2 separate regions of the Homo sapiens genome follow, and region 2 is linked to region 1. A link is a contact called in ENCODE Hi-C or POLR2A ChIA-PET data. All regions are on one chromosome and are shown on one strand. Each heading gives the region's core, a stretch centred on a gene start or an enhancer-like site at or near the end of the contact. The rest is flanking DNA. Distances are from core to core; before and after follow the strand shown. Region 1 overlaps IGFBP-AS1 (IGFBP5 antisense RNA 1). Region 2 has its middle 100 kb from the start of TESHL.

Region 1 (7,282 bases), core at 704-3,203:
GGAGCCAGCTGTGTGGAGTCTGCCATTCCTAGACCGGCAGAGGACTGATTCAACTCCTGCCAGAGTTCCCTGAGTCCTAGCCCCAAGCTTTTTCTCGCCGCGCCCACAAAGCCCTTGCTGGATACCCCTCTCTCATGCACTCAAACCTCTCTAAGATTTATTTTTCCCCACCACGCCTAAGCTCTTAGGGCTTCTGGCTTCATATTTTATCTCCTTGGTGGCTCGCCAGAGAGAAGAAAGAGGAGTGCAGGACAGCGATCTGAAATAATGACAGAAAGAAAGGGGGAAGATCACATATGACTCTAAGACTCCCAGCTAGCTCCTTCTTCCCAGTGACCTACTGGAGAAATTTAATTAAGAAGATCTATCGGTCAAGTTTCTGGAGGGCCTCTGGAATTCTCCAAGGATCTCCAAGGACTTGAGAAATGTTTTGAAATAGAAAATTAACAATTACGGAATCATTCAAAAAACAAAACAAAACAAACACTGAAATGACCTCTGGCCTAGATATTTCTATTTGCCTTGGTACCCCAAATGTCCTACATGCAGATGTGCGTGCACACCAGCTCCACAAAAACCTGAAGATGCCAGGGACTGGGCCCACCCAAGTGGAGTTGCCAGAGTTAACAAATAAAAATATAGCACACTCAATTAAATTTGAATTTTAGACAAATAATTTTTGCGGGCATCTGTAATCCCAGCTACTCAGGAGGCTGAGGCAGGAGAATCACTTGAACTTAGGAGGCAGAGGTTGCAGTGAGCTGAGATCGTGCCACTGCACTCCAGCCTGGGCAAAAAGAACAGAACTCTGTCTCAAATAATAATAATAATAATGTTTAATATAAATGTGTCTACTATGGAGTGGGACACATTTTTACTGCAATTTATTAGTTGTTTATCTGAAATTCAAATTTAACTGGACTCCCTAGATTTTATCAGGCTTCCCTAACCCTCAGGCCTCTGCCTCTAGGTTCTCCACAGAGGTACTCTCACCTAGGCCCACATAAACATTCTGTCCACTAATGTGAACCTCGATCCATTGTGAATTCTCCCTATTTGCATGTAGTCATCTAAAATATTACCCAGGGCTGGGGGGCTGGGGAGTAGTGCATTTTTTTCATGCCTCTTACCACCTGCCTGACCCCTGATCTCACTCAGGAATGTCATCCATGAGTCGAAATCTAGTCATCTAATTTTGGAGGCCCTTCCCCCTCACCAGGCCACGCAGAGACACTGTCCCTGGGACCTGTGGTGCAAGGAAATTGCCCTCATTGATGGCCATGGCCCATGCAATGCTGAAAGGAAGGAGGTGCCCACCTGGAAATTCTGGGGTTTTAAAAGGCTCCCTACCTGGAGAGATCCAACCAGACTGCACTTGCCCTTGAGTACTAGGAGTACTCAAACTCACCAAATGTCAAAGACCTTTGGCATCTCGGAAGGTTCTTAGCTCACCCGTTCTAAATTCTCCCTCCACAGCAGTCCTGGGAGAGGAAGTTTGGGTTAAGAAAAAGGCTAAAAGTATTGGCTCGTGTAAAAAGTTTAATTTCCAGATGCTAGAGAAAATCAAAGAAGTGGCTTAGATTGCTTTTTCTGGTTTCTAAGGTAACATCACAGAGATGTCCAGGTCAGTGGGGGTGCTGTCATAGCAGCTCTCTTGCTAAAGGGCCAGAGGAGTGTTTTGTGCCTGTTATGAATGGTCCCGACCCTGTACTCCATAGAGACAGACCATGGCCCTGGAGCCAGGGTCTCAGGACCTCTCTTATTCTTTTCTTGGCACTCAGTCTGGAGAGCTGGGCATCCGCCAAGTGGGTGGGCTGTCTCTTCCAATAGAGAAGAGAAAAGATCTCCCGAGTCTCTGGTAGGACTCCTTGAAACATCTCCCTTGGGGCTTTTCCCTTGGTCGGCATGTGTGAACAAGACTCCCTCATGTTTCTGACTCACTCTGAAATGAGTTCTGCCCAGAGCTCGGGTCTCTAGCTGGCAGCTTGGCAATGAGCCTGGGATAGTGGGGAAAGGAGGCATTCTTCCCAGGTTTCCAAAGCTGACTTGCCTCAGAGATGCAAGCCCCCAGCCAGCCTTCTTCTAGGCTTCTATTTCCAGGTTGGGAGAATGGGTTCACTGAGCCAGCCAGATATTGTGGGAAGGAACAAAGAGATGATGTCTGTGAACGTATGGTGAATTCTCAAAAAAATAGGGCTGAGATCCAAAACATCAGGCATCTTGCAAAGGTAAGATATAGTTTAAAACTTTCAAAACAGATTTTATGTCTCCAGAATCTCTCCCTTGAGAAATTCAGAGTCTGATCTCTGGTCTCCTTGAAACCAATCAATTAAAAAAAAAATTGAGCTACAAGGCTTCCAAAGGAGCGGGGGCCGGGGGAAAGGCCAGGTGCAGTGGCTCACGCATATAATCCCAGCACGTTGGGAGGCCAAGGTGGGCAGATCACCTGAGGTCAGGAGTTCGAGACCAGCCTGGCCAACATGGCAAAACCCAGTCTCTACTAAAAATACAAAAATTAGCTGGGTGTGGTGGCAGGCGCCTGTAATCCCAGCTACTCAGGAGGCTGAGGCAGGAGAATCGCCTGAACCCAGGAGGCCAAGTTTGTATTGAACCGAGATCACACCATTGCACCACAGCCTGGGCAACAACAGCGAAACTCCATCTCAAAAAAGAAGAAGAACAATGAGAAGAAGAGTTCAAACTGCAGCAAGAGGAACATTGTTGGATGCTACAGGAGTTTCCTAAGCATGAAAGTTGTCTAGCTTGAAAACTGATGGAAGAATGAACTCCTGTCGTGCAGCACCTTGCAGAGTTGACATTCCATGAAGACACAGAATGCCCAAACCCTTCGAGGTGAGAGAAGAAGAGGACTTCTGTGACAGCCAAGCAGCACTCACAATCAGAAAATCCATGGCGGTGTTCTCATAAAGGCTCTTTGGGTTGCAAGGAACAGAAACCCCCTCCAACTAGTTCAAGGGAATAGAGGCGTGGTTGAAAAGGTACCAGGAATGTCATGGGAAAATGGGGAAGATGTCATGGGTCCCTGGAACGGGAGAACCAAAAGCCTTTGTGATCCAGGGCCATTGTCTCTTGATTCCATCCTCCTCGCCTGCTGCTATTTGTTCCTCTTATCCTTCTTCCAATATTCCATCCTCCTAAGGCTTCTCACCTCCCATGACTGCCCCTAACTGATCCTTCCTCCTGTGTGCCTTTCATTCTTTCATTTATGAAAGAGAGAATCGAATTGTCCCAGACTCACCCGTGGGTGGATTCCGATAGGATCAGGTGTCCTGCCTTGAGCAGTCACTGTGATGGAGCAGGAGGCGTTCAAAGCACTGAGGCTCGCTCCCTGTGAACAGAGGCAGGACAGGCAATTATCACTAGGCCTGGTACAGAAGGAAAGGGGAATACATTAAGAGGAGAAGCCAAGGCTATCTTAAAAAGAGAGAACACTCTTTGCTATCCACAGTGAATGTGAAGAGTTGGAACTTCAGGTCGAAAGCCCATTTACTTATTGAACAGTATGCTTAAGAAGGTTATGTATATTATCCTGTTTTGCATTCCCACCATTGTGGGTTAAATTATTTCCGTTTTACAAGTGAGGAGCACTGAAGCTCAAAATGGCACACACCAAGGTCACTCAGCTGAGGGAGGCATCGTGGTCCAACTCAGTTTTGTGTGACTCCCAGCTGGTATGTTTTCGGACAGAGTCAGACTCTGAACAAGGGTGTCCCTCTGAAACTTGAGTCAAATGAGATGCAGACAATTAAAGTCAAGCTACTCTCCAAATCACACTACATGAGGAGGAATGGGATGAGAGAGGAAGGCCAGGGGGAGGTAAATGGATTTTGCTTTCTGAGAAATAGGAAGGATGTAGGGGTAGAAAGATGGAAGATGTGTGGCCTGTCTGAGAACTCTGGGGGTGAGGCACGGGGTGGCAAAGAAAAATGAAATCCAAGGCCATAGAAAAGTACATACTTTAAAGGAGTGGGTTTTTCTGTTGTTGTTCTTTGTTCCTATACCAGAAGTGCCTATTAAAAAAAAAACAAAAAAAAAAAAACAAAAAAAAACAACAACAAAAAAAAACTCTGCTGTTGCTCCAGCAACGAACAGAGCCAGAGCCCTGCAAGGCCTTTGCCAGGTCAAGAGCTTTTTCTATTCCCGCTACCCCCAACATTTCTATTGTCAAGGAGGAAGAGCCGAGGCCGCCGAGACACACCACTCAGAAGACTCAGCAGAAACCCGGACCTTGCTTGAAATAGAAGGGAAGTTAAAGACAGGTATAGGGAAGTGGGTGGGGTGAGAGGGATACTACGGGCTCTGCCCAGTGATACCTGAAGACAGTGACTGAGGCAGAGACCAAAATCAAGCCCTGACGTGGATCTATATGGAAAGTAAAAGCACAGGGAACAGAGAAAAATGCTCAAAGCTAAAAGACACACACACACACACACTCCCAGAGACCCAGAAACAGACACACACACAAAGCGAGAAACACGGGCCAGAGAAAGAAAGGAGGGCTGCCTTGTTTATTCTCGTGAAAGACATCTGGATTTCTCAGTGAGGTCTCCACTTGGTCCTTCCCTCATTTTCCAGCTGGACTGGCTGGCGGAATGCTGGCTGCAGAGGTGCCGTTGAGTCAGCACCAGATCCTAGCTTAGTCCCGCTGCCCCTCTGCTCTGCCCTGTGCCAGACCACACAGCCTTCCGCCCCTTCCTGCCAAGCATGGCTCAGCTCCCTGTCCAGGTAACACACTTCAAAGGCACTGGGTTGAGATGGGGCAGGCTGGGCCAGCCTCAGGATGGGAGCAGTTTCCAAAAGGCCCCAGCCCAAACACTCCTCATCAATTTTCTAGAATGTCTTCCCTCCGCCACTCCCTGCCCCACTTCCCTGACACTTTGAATAACCCCTGGAAGTTAGAACTGGAGAACTCAGTTTTTCACTGGGGCTGTCAGCCTCTTCTGCACTGCGAGTCTGTGCAGTTTTAGTATTGTAGGGTTGGCCAGATGTCAGCCAGTGTCGAAGCACAGCCCTGTAATAACACAATCGGTATGTTCTTCCCTGAAGCTGGTCATGCTCTCTGGGAGAGTCAAAAAGACAAGGGGGTGCTTAAATGGCTAGGAAAAATAGGACATCTATTAAGGTGTGTGTACTATAGAGATGCCCCTGGGAGTGAATCTTAATCCCCAGCCCCCAGGCTGGTTGCCTGCATCTCTCTGAAGATAATACCTGTATGCGCTTTGTACTAACTGTATGTGTCCAGTCTTCCACAGAAAACCGTAAAGATCTCTGCAATCAGGAAACATACTCAACTTTGTGTTCCTGGTAACACAAAATAAAGCACAGTGCCTGGTGCTGAAGTACTCTCATGAAACATCAGCTGACTTGGGTTCATTTGCTGGTGGCTTCTTCTGACTTTTTAAAAATACAACAGAACTTTAGAACCATGAAAACAACTTAATGTTTCTTCCTCTTGTAAGTCCTTTCTCTCTTGTCAATTAGGTTCATGCTTGAGATCTAGCACTGATCCAAGGACTCAGAGCCTAAGGATGATGTATGACCCATATGTCATCTTGGACATGTAACTTAGCCTCTATAACAACATCCAGTAAAACTTTTTGCATTTATGGGAATAGTCTATATTTGCACTGTCCAATACAGTAGCCACTAGGCACATGTGGCTATAGAGCCCTTGAAATATAGGTTGCAGTGAGCCGAGATCACGCTGCTGCACTCCAGCCTGGGTGACAAAGCAAGACTCCATCTTATAAAAAAAAAATAAAATAAAAAGCAATGGATCTGAATAGACATCTCTCCAAAGAAGATATACAAATGGCCAATTAGTACATAGAAAGATGCTTAATATCATTAGTCATCAGGCAAATCAAAATGACAATGGATACCACTTTATACCCAGTAGGATGATTATAATCAAAGAGTCAGATAATAATAAGTGTTGACAAGACTGTGGACAATTGGGACTCTCATACATTGCCCCAGAGAATGGAAAAAGATGAAGCTACTTTGGAAAACAGCCAGTCATTTCCTCAAAAAGTTAAGCATAGAGTTACCATATGACCCAGCAATCTCAATTCTAGGTACATCACCCAAGAGAAATAAAAACATGTGTTCACACAAAAACTTGCATACAAGTGTTCATAGAAGCATTATTCTTAATAGCCAAAAACTAGAAACAACTAAAATGTCCATCGACTGATAAATCAATAAACAAACTATGGTATATCCATACCTTGGAATATTATTCAGCCATAAAAAAGAATGAAGTACTGATACATGCTGAAACATGGTTGAACCTTGAAACCATTATACTAAGTGAAAGAAGCCAGACACAAAAGACCACTTATTATATGATTCCATTTATATGAAACATCCAGAATAGGCAAATCTATAGACAGAAAGTAGATGAGTAGTTGCTTAGGGGTAGAGGATGTTGGGGAGATTATAGAGTAATAGCTAAATGGCTCAGGGTTTCTTTCAAGGTGGTAAAATATTTTTAAATTAATTGTGGTGATAGTTGCACAGCTCTATGAATATACTAAAAATCATTGAATTGTACACTTTAAATGGTTGAATTGTATGGTGTGTGAATAATTATATTTCAATAAAGCTGTTACTAAAAAGGTACCCCAGATTTCTCAACTAGCATTGATCCTGCTCACATTTCCCAATGGGCTTTAACGAGGCCGCATCTTTCTCTTCCTGTTGCTGTCGCAACGTATGGCTAAGAGAGACCAACCTTCTTATAGCCAATGCCTGTGGCAGAGCCCCATCCGTGTAAGTCTAGAAAAGAGATGGAAGCTTTACTCATGTTTCTTTGGGCCTGCTGGGTAATTGGACTTGGGTTAGGAGTTGGGGGCACTGGCCACTACCCCAGGAGTTCAGGGGGAAATTCGCTCTACAGTAGTTGGGTGCCTGCTCTGAATCAGGCCACCTGAGTCAACCTCCTCACTCCTGAGCTCACTGCAGTGCTGCCGGGGTGGTGGCAGGAGGTAGGGTAAGTAGTTCTTACTCTGGGGACAGGGACCACTCTGAGAATCTGAACCTTGGGCATAAATGGCCATCCTGCTAAACAGTGAGGCTGAAAGCATGGAGTTCCTAAGCATGCCCCACACCTCCCAGGAGCTGGTGGGAAAGGAGTGTGCTGAGGCGTGTGAGATCACCATGCTCCTGCCAGCCACCTCTCTCTGAAATCTGGTTGGAGAGATGGCTTGGCCAGCCCTGGAGCTGGGCAGCAACCTGCTCTAAGAGGAGACTCTCAGTC
Region 2 (7,004 bases), core at 3,632-6,131, 260 kb before region 1:
GGACATGGATGAAGCTGGAAACCATCTTTCTCAGCAAACTAACACAGGAACAGAAAAGCAAACACTGCGTGTTCTCACTCATAAGTGGGAGTTGAACAATGAGAACACATGGGCACAGGGAGGGGGACATCACACTCCAGGGCCTGTTGGGGGTTTGGGGCAAGGGAGGGGATAGCATCAGGAGAAATACCTAATGTAGATTATGGGTTGATGGGTGCAGCAAACCACCATGGCACATGTATACCTGTGTAACAAAACTGCACGTTCTGCACATGTGTACCAGAACTTAAAGTGTAATTAAAAAAAAGAAAAAGGGGTTGGGGGGCTGGGAGTGGTGGCTCACGCCTGTAATTCCAGCACTTTGGGAGGCTGAGGTGGGTGGATCACCTGAGGTGAGGAGTTTGAGACCAGCCTGACCAACATGGAGAAACTCTGTATCTACTAAAAATACAGAATTAACCGCGCAAGGTGGCACATGCCTGTAACCCCAGCTACTCGGGAGGCTGAATCACTTGAACCCGGGAGGCGGAGGTTGCCACAAGCCGAGAGTGCCGTGAGCACTCCAGCCTGGACAACAAGAGGGAAAATCCATCTATTTAAAACAAAAAACAAACAAAAAAAAAACAGACAAACAAACAAAAAAAAAGCAGTGGAAAAGAGGCGTCATCTGTCCAAGCTTTAAAGTTATCTTCAAAATTCAGGGTAGATGTTTCTATGCCCTACTCAGCTGACACAGCTCAGACAGAGGTTTGATTTGATCAATCCTATTTGAAATTTGGACCTTCTCCTGTCCACCAAGAATGTAAGTTGTGTATCATCTTTCCTGGAAGTCTTTCAAAAGTGGTGAGACCTCTAGTTTCCTGGGTTATGCTGAGAGGGGGATTAAGCATCTGGACTTCTGAGAGACCTGCCTGTGTGAGGAGCCTGAAGGGAGACTGCAAGACCATCACCCTTCCCATCCGCCTAGAGCCTTTGCTAAACTGGAGAAGGGGTGTAATATTCTGAGTTTAAGAAAGCAGACTTTCTTTTTTAAAAAAAAGCCCCCACTTTTCCATGGCACAGGGTGCATTTGGGGTCTAGACCAGATTGAATATTATCCCCCAAAATCTATATCCACCTAGAACCTGTAACTGTGACCTTATGGAGAAACAGGGGTTTTATAGATGTAATCAAGTCAGGATGAGGCCATACTCTATTAAGGTGGGCGTTAAATCCAATATGGCTGGTATCCTTATAAGAGGGAACTTCAGACAGAGAGATGCAGACACACAGGAGAGACATCCATGTGAAGACAGAGGCAGAGACTGGAGTGATGCAGCTATGAGCCAAGAACACTGAGGATGCCAGCAGCCATGAGAAGCTGGAAGAGACAAGGAAGGATCCTCCCCTGGAGCCTTCAGACAGAGGATGGCTCTGGCAACACCTTTTGATTTTACAGTTCTGACCTCCAGAATTGGGAGAGCATAACTTCTGTTGTTTTAAGCCACTCGGTTTGTGGTACTTTGTTATGGCAGCCCCAGAAAACTAATACAGCTTCTGATGTCTCTGTGTGGGCTGTACTAAGACAGGGGGCATTGAGACTTGCCTGGCCGTTGTCTGTGGACAGCATCCTGGCAGCACCTAAGTCAAGATCCCTGAGGCCCACCGAGCCATCGTTCTGCTCTGGGTCGCCCCTCATGGCCTCACCCCCTACTGTCTTGCCTTTCATTAAACATGCCCTTGTGAGCAATTGCCTGATTTTATGTCTGTTGCCTTTTAGCGCTGTGTTTTATTTTGGTTTCACATAAATATAGAAGCCCATTTGGAGAGAAGCCTGCCTTGGCAAGGAGGCTTTTGGCAGTTCTGACAGCTCTGCATATCTCTCAAATGAGTTATGAGTGGATGGGGACTGGGAACTGGGGTCTGGGCCTCAGCCACCGCGCCCCTGAGCCCCCACGGTCCTCCCAAAGAAAGCGACCCAACAATTCCCCCATCTTCCTTTCTTTTCCAGGAACAGATAGCCACTTGGCCAGAGCATGACGAAGGAGAGGCTGTCATACACATCCCCCTAAGCTCCCTACTCCTCACAAAATATTTCTTAGATGGTGGTGCAGAGTGTTCAAGCTGCTGTTCTTTGTTCATCAGAAGAGTTCTGAGAAATCTGGCACAGCCTGGTTTGGGGCTACTGGTTCATGGCTAGAAGAGAGGCACATGCCAGACACGTGCTGAGAAATTTTCCCAGGAGACTTGAGAGACTACAGGTGAATGCAGGGGAGGGTCCCAGGCAGATGCCTGAACCAGCAGAGCAGGCCTGGCCCACAGAGATACTGACAGAGTCTCCAGTTCTTAGTGGAGTATTTTTAATCTCCCCACAATGGCTGCTATGCTCTCACTCTCCCAGGAACCCAGAAAATTGCTTCTTCTATAAGTAATAAATAAGGCTGGGAAATGCTGGCACTCCAGGCAAGCAGCAGGGCTGGAAAGAACCTGGGGATCCCTGAGGGCCAGTGGTCTCCAAACCAGGGCATGTGCACTTTAGGAATTGAGCAAGACAAGCCACTGGGGTGTGGGAAGGAAACATTAAAACTTCCAGCTATATTTATTTTGTTCTTAAAGGTAAAAATGAGTTTTACTAATAGTTAACACAAGGATAGAGAGTAGTAAGTCTACATGATTTATCAAAATGCTTGTATTGGGTATGAGCCTCTTAATATTAATTTTGGTTAATTTTGCATCCTAATTGTTAAAACTTGTAGAGTCCACCCTTCTAGTCCAGAGGTTTTCAAAAGGTGTGCTGGGCAGCAGAAGGGAGAGGAAGTCCTGAGTAAGTGAGTGGTCTATTTATTCCCTTCTGGGCCTTATCAGTCAATTCAGCTCTGCCTCTATATGTCCTGTATCCTGAACTTCTGCATTATGATTTGTTTGATGAAAGGGTTCTACTGTTTAAAAAGTTGAACAAAATGACTGAACTATTTCAGCTCCCTTACTTTTCAGATGGGAAAACGAAGGCCCAGAGGAAAAGGGATTGCCCCAAGTCACACAAGTCATTAGAGCCAAGACTAAGTCTACAACCACCTTTCCTGACTCCTCATTCATTGTTTTCTGACTGAATCATGTGTTCTTCACAGCATGCACCCTGTTTGAGTGTCCATACATAACCTGAATAAATCAGAGGGAAAGGGGATGGGTGAGGTGGAGTCTCTCTTCCAGCAACAATCTGGAATCCCAAAAGGGGGCCTTGGCCTCTATGACTGTTCAAATGTAATCTTGCTGCCTGCCGAAGACACCTCCTGAGAGATAAGGCAACATGGTGCCCTGTGCTCAACGCCCATGCTAACAGTCTGGACCACTCAGTCAATCCCTATGCCATTCTACATTGTTTCTCACAGGTGAGGCTGGGTCTCATGTTCCTGGATCCCTGGGATATGAGGGGACACAAATCAGTAACTCCTCAGAGGCCTTCCTCATTGATATGCTCATTTTAAACAGGGAAAATAGCCCTCGCCTTTCTGATTTTAGGCTCCAGTAGTCACATGAAGTAATTTGTTTCCTTTTACAGCCATCAAATCACATACGTTGATCCCTTCTCCCACTCTCTGGCCTGTCATGCACTTGTTGCTACCAGCCCACTGCTCTCAAGCACTTCCAAACCCTTTATGCTTCCAGGGAGTTTCGTAACAGCAAGGCTTTAGGGGGAATAAAAAGAACTGGAAAACAGGTTATCTGCCTTTAAAAAAATGTATTTTACAGATTAAAATAAAACAAACAATAGCAGCAGAAAGAGAACATGAAAAATATAACTAGCAATGTAGAGCATGATATTGCTAACGAGTGAGTGCTATAGGAGTTGAGAATTCTCTCCTTCACATCAAACTCCTCGAGCGTAGAAAATGTGTCTTAAATCTATCTACCTAGTCCTTGGCAAATAGTGGATGCTTAATAAGTATGTTCATCCAATGAGTATTAATTCAGCAAATAAATAAATGAATAAATGGGCTGTTAAACAAATGAACATATCAGTGGGAAGAGAAGGGAGCTCATCTTGAGTGATCCAGGAAACTTCATTGTACAGAAAGGCTTTAAAGTATGTCTAAGATCAGAAGAAAAGAAGAGAACATGTTTCAGGTGGTGAAAAAGAACGGAGGCAGAAGGTTATGGAACAAGAGAACTACTCTGCTATTGTTGGGTGCTAGTAGATTTGAAAGTTAAATAGTAGGGCCAGATTGGTAGTCTGAAATGAAAAACTTAGAAGCATGTTTTTTCCTGCAAATCTAAATTACCACAAGTCAGTAAACAAGAGAAACGTATAACAACAGCAGTGTTTTAGGGAAGGTGAGGGCAGTGATGTGAAGAGGGCAGTGATGTGAAGAGTGCACTAGAGAACGGAGGAAGAGATGATGCATCTTCTTCCTTATAAATCCTCTCCCTCCACTAGAGTGTTTTCTCCCTGGTCTTCAGGCTGACTCTAGTCCAAGGTCCAAGGTAAGCCAAGAAGTGCAGTGCTTAAAGCAATGTCCTCTTTCTCTACCACCTGTCCATGGACCATCTTCCTTTTCCCTGTGTTTCCTGTATGGTTCAGTATGATACAGTGGCTAGATCTTCCCACTAAAACTGATCAATTCAATTTTTAAAACAGCCAAATTAGCTAAAAATGCTAGGTTTTTTTCAACTGACTTGCCTTGCCTTCCAATCAAATCAGCTCCAACAATTGGCCGTGGCTAATGCTAGTTGGTATAAGCTGTCCCCACTGCCTCTTCTTCATTCCTTCTGCCTCCGGTGCCATTGTCCAGCTCTGCTTCCATCTTTGCTTGCTTCCCTCTGTTGCTGTACACCTCCCTATCTCCTCTCTTTTGCTCAGAATTATGCCTTGTTTTTAGAATAGGGCTGTGATATGCGTGTTGTGCAACAGCAAGGCCATGTTCCTTAATCCAGCAATCTCACATTCCTCCTGGGAGTCCTTTTGGATATGTCAAAAAATTCTGGTCCAGAAACATGAATTATAACCCCTGTTTTCTCAAGGCCTTTGAGCAATTTTAGTGGAACCCAAGAATCTTGAACATACTCCATCACTTCCAAATAATGTTCTATGAAGGCACTTATACCCACCAGAAGGAATCTCCAGCAAAGTCTATTTACTTTGGCCACTCTGCCCAATATCTTTCTTCTATTTTTGTTAAAAATGATTAATATTTCTTTCTTTTTTTATCTGATACCATGTTAAAGCAGGAGATCTGTGCCAACAACATCATTGTATCTTTGCAGCATTATTTCTGTGTAGTCTTTGGACATAAACTGTAATACTTTGTGTTGAGCATAGTGTATATACAAAGAACTATTTTAGGGGGAACTTGGGGGATCATTTATGCATGAACTACCTAACTTTGAGCACCTAGAAGGCAGGGGCTGTGTCTTATTTATCTTAGTAGTATGAGTGCTTTATATTAATTATGGTCCCAAAAATGTCTATTAAATAAATGAATTAATGAATGAATTATTCCAAGATGTAGCTCATTTAACTCAGTTGTTTTAATTATTCCAGGACTTTTCAACTTCAATATATACCACCCTAGCCCAATTCTTATGTTCATAGATTTAGTCAAATAAACCCTTTTGTCTATTTTCGTTTTGAGGCACTATGCATTCTTTTCCTATGGCTCTTTAGTACATCACTGACTCCCCTCCACTGCCTAGCAGATTAAAGATGGTCACTAATTCTTTGTCACAATTTCCATTAAAAGGTGGGATCTGTTTTCTCTCCTTTTAAATCTGAGATGGGCAGTACTGCTTTGACCCACAGAGTATAGCAGAAGTGACACTGTGCCAGTTTAGGCCTAATTTTGAAAGGACTGATAGCTTTTGTCTTGGTCTCTTGGAGCTGTGAACTGACACTGTGACTACTATTTTGGAGAGACCATGTGAGGAAGTGCCAAGACTGCATGGAGAGGAAAGGGAGGCCAGATGAGCCCTCTAACTGTTCCCATCAAGGTACTAGGCATGTGAGTGAAGCCAACCTGGATCCTCCAGACAACATAGTCACCATGCTGTGAAAAGCCCAAGCCATGTGGGGAAGCTCTATGAGGATGGACCACTTTACAGCCCCCACTGAGCAGCAACTGTCGGCCTTGTGAGTGTGCCATTGCAGATGACTAACTTGCTAGAGCCTTCAAAAAACTGCAGCCCAGCCAATATCTGACTGCAAGAGAGCCCAAGCAAGAACTGCCTCATTGAGCCCAGTCAACACACAGAACTGGGAGCTACAATGATCATTTGTTTTAAGCCACTGAGTTTTGTGGTAGTGTATTACACAGCAGCAGATAACCAGAATGCACTGATACGCAAATAAAAGTTGAATTGAAGGGCAAGAATTATGCTGGCCTTTTCTCTACAGTTTCTACAATGCCTCATAGAGTGCTTTTTCCACAGCTGAGGAAGCAGACAGCTTCTCACTTTACAGACAGAAGGATGAAAAATAAATAGGACCTCCTCTTTATAGGGGCTATGAATAACTTCACCTAAGCATGGATGGGATGCCTCTGCCACCTGCCTACGTGGTATCCTAGTACCAAGAGAGACTGAAGAGTCACCTAATCCATTTGCTTGCCTCTCGATACTACTTCTCCTTAAAATAAATCCTGCCAGAGAGCTCTCTACCGTGCTTTGTTTTCTTTTTAATTCCAAGAAAGGGAGATCTTGCAGCTACCTCTGACAGTGCATTTCAGCAGCCCATACATCTCAATTAGAGTATTCTAACAGGTGTTTCACCTCAATCCCTCCAAATGCAGTCTCACCCTTTTCTTCTTTCTTCTTCATCTTGTTTCTTGCCTTCATTTTTCTAAATTTTGAGGAGTGCTGAAGGAAATGTTACTCACAAACTCTTCTTTACTTTTCTTTCATAGACGTGAAAGGCCACATCACTCCATCCCTCTACTGAAGCTGAAATGTTGTCATTTAGAGATGCCCCAGTTTACCAACCTGAAAAATGCAAGACACAACCAACCATCTGCCCTGCTTACTTGAATGAGTTG

What was found. A loop is a pair of places that touch in the nucleus more often than their neighbours do. ChIA-PET counts read pairs that join two places held with the same protein, here RNA polymerase II (POLR2A). Pooled maps may share reads with other maps.
Region 2: a loop to region 1 is called in a map of ascending aorta, with 2.9 times the contacts of the local background. The contact joins two enhancer-like sites. A Hi-C loop is called at or near these places in 6 of 168 maps with a recorded cell type or tissue (ascending aorta, heart left ventricle, heart right ventricle and 1 more) and 6 of 50 pooled maps. POLR2A ChIA-PET finds 5 or more read pairs at or near these places in 2 of 52 experiments (BJ and OCI-LY7).

The regions. Positions count from the first base shown.
Region 1 is chr2:216,708,447-216,715,728 of GRCh38, reverse strand. IGFBP-AS1 (IGFBP5 antisense RNA 1) reads right to left here. Exons shown (of 6, transcript NR_187138.1): 2 at 3,260-3,349. Among named protein-coding and RNA genes, the nearest start is that of IGFBP5, 17 kb to the right of the region's middle. Within about 2 kb of position 1,953, at least 13 of the 41 ENCODE cell types and tissues checked have a DNase peak (open chromatin) inside an H3K27ac peak, as active enhancers do; they include ascending aorta and ovary, where a contact is called at or near this core.
Region 2 is chr2:216,969,724-216,976,727 of GRCh38, reverse strand. No RefSeq gene overlaps it. Among named protein-coding and RNA genes, the nearest start is that of TESHL, 100 kb to the right of the region's middle. Within about 2 kb of position 4,881, at least 3 of the 41 ENCODE cell types and tissues checked have a DNase peak (open chromatin) inside an H3K27ac peak, as active enhancers do; they include ascending aorta and ovary, where a contact is called at or near this core.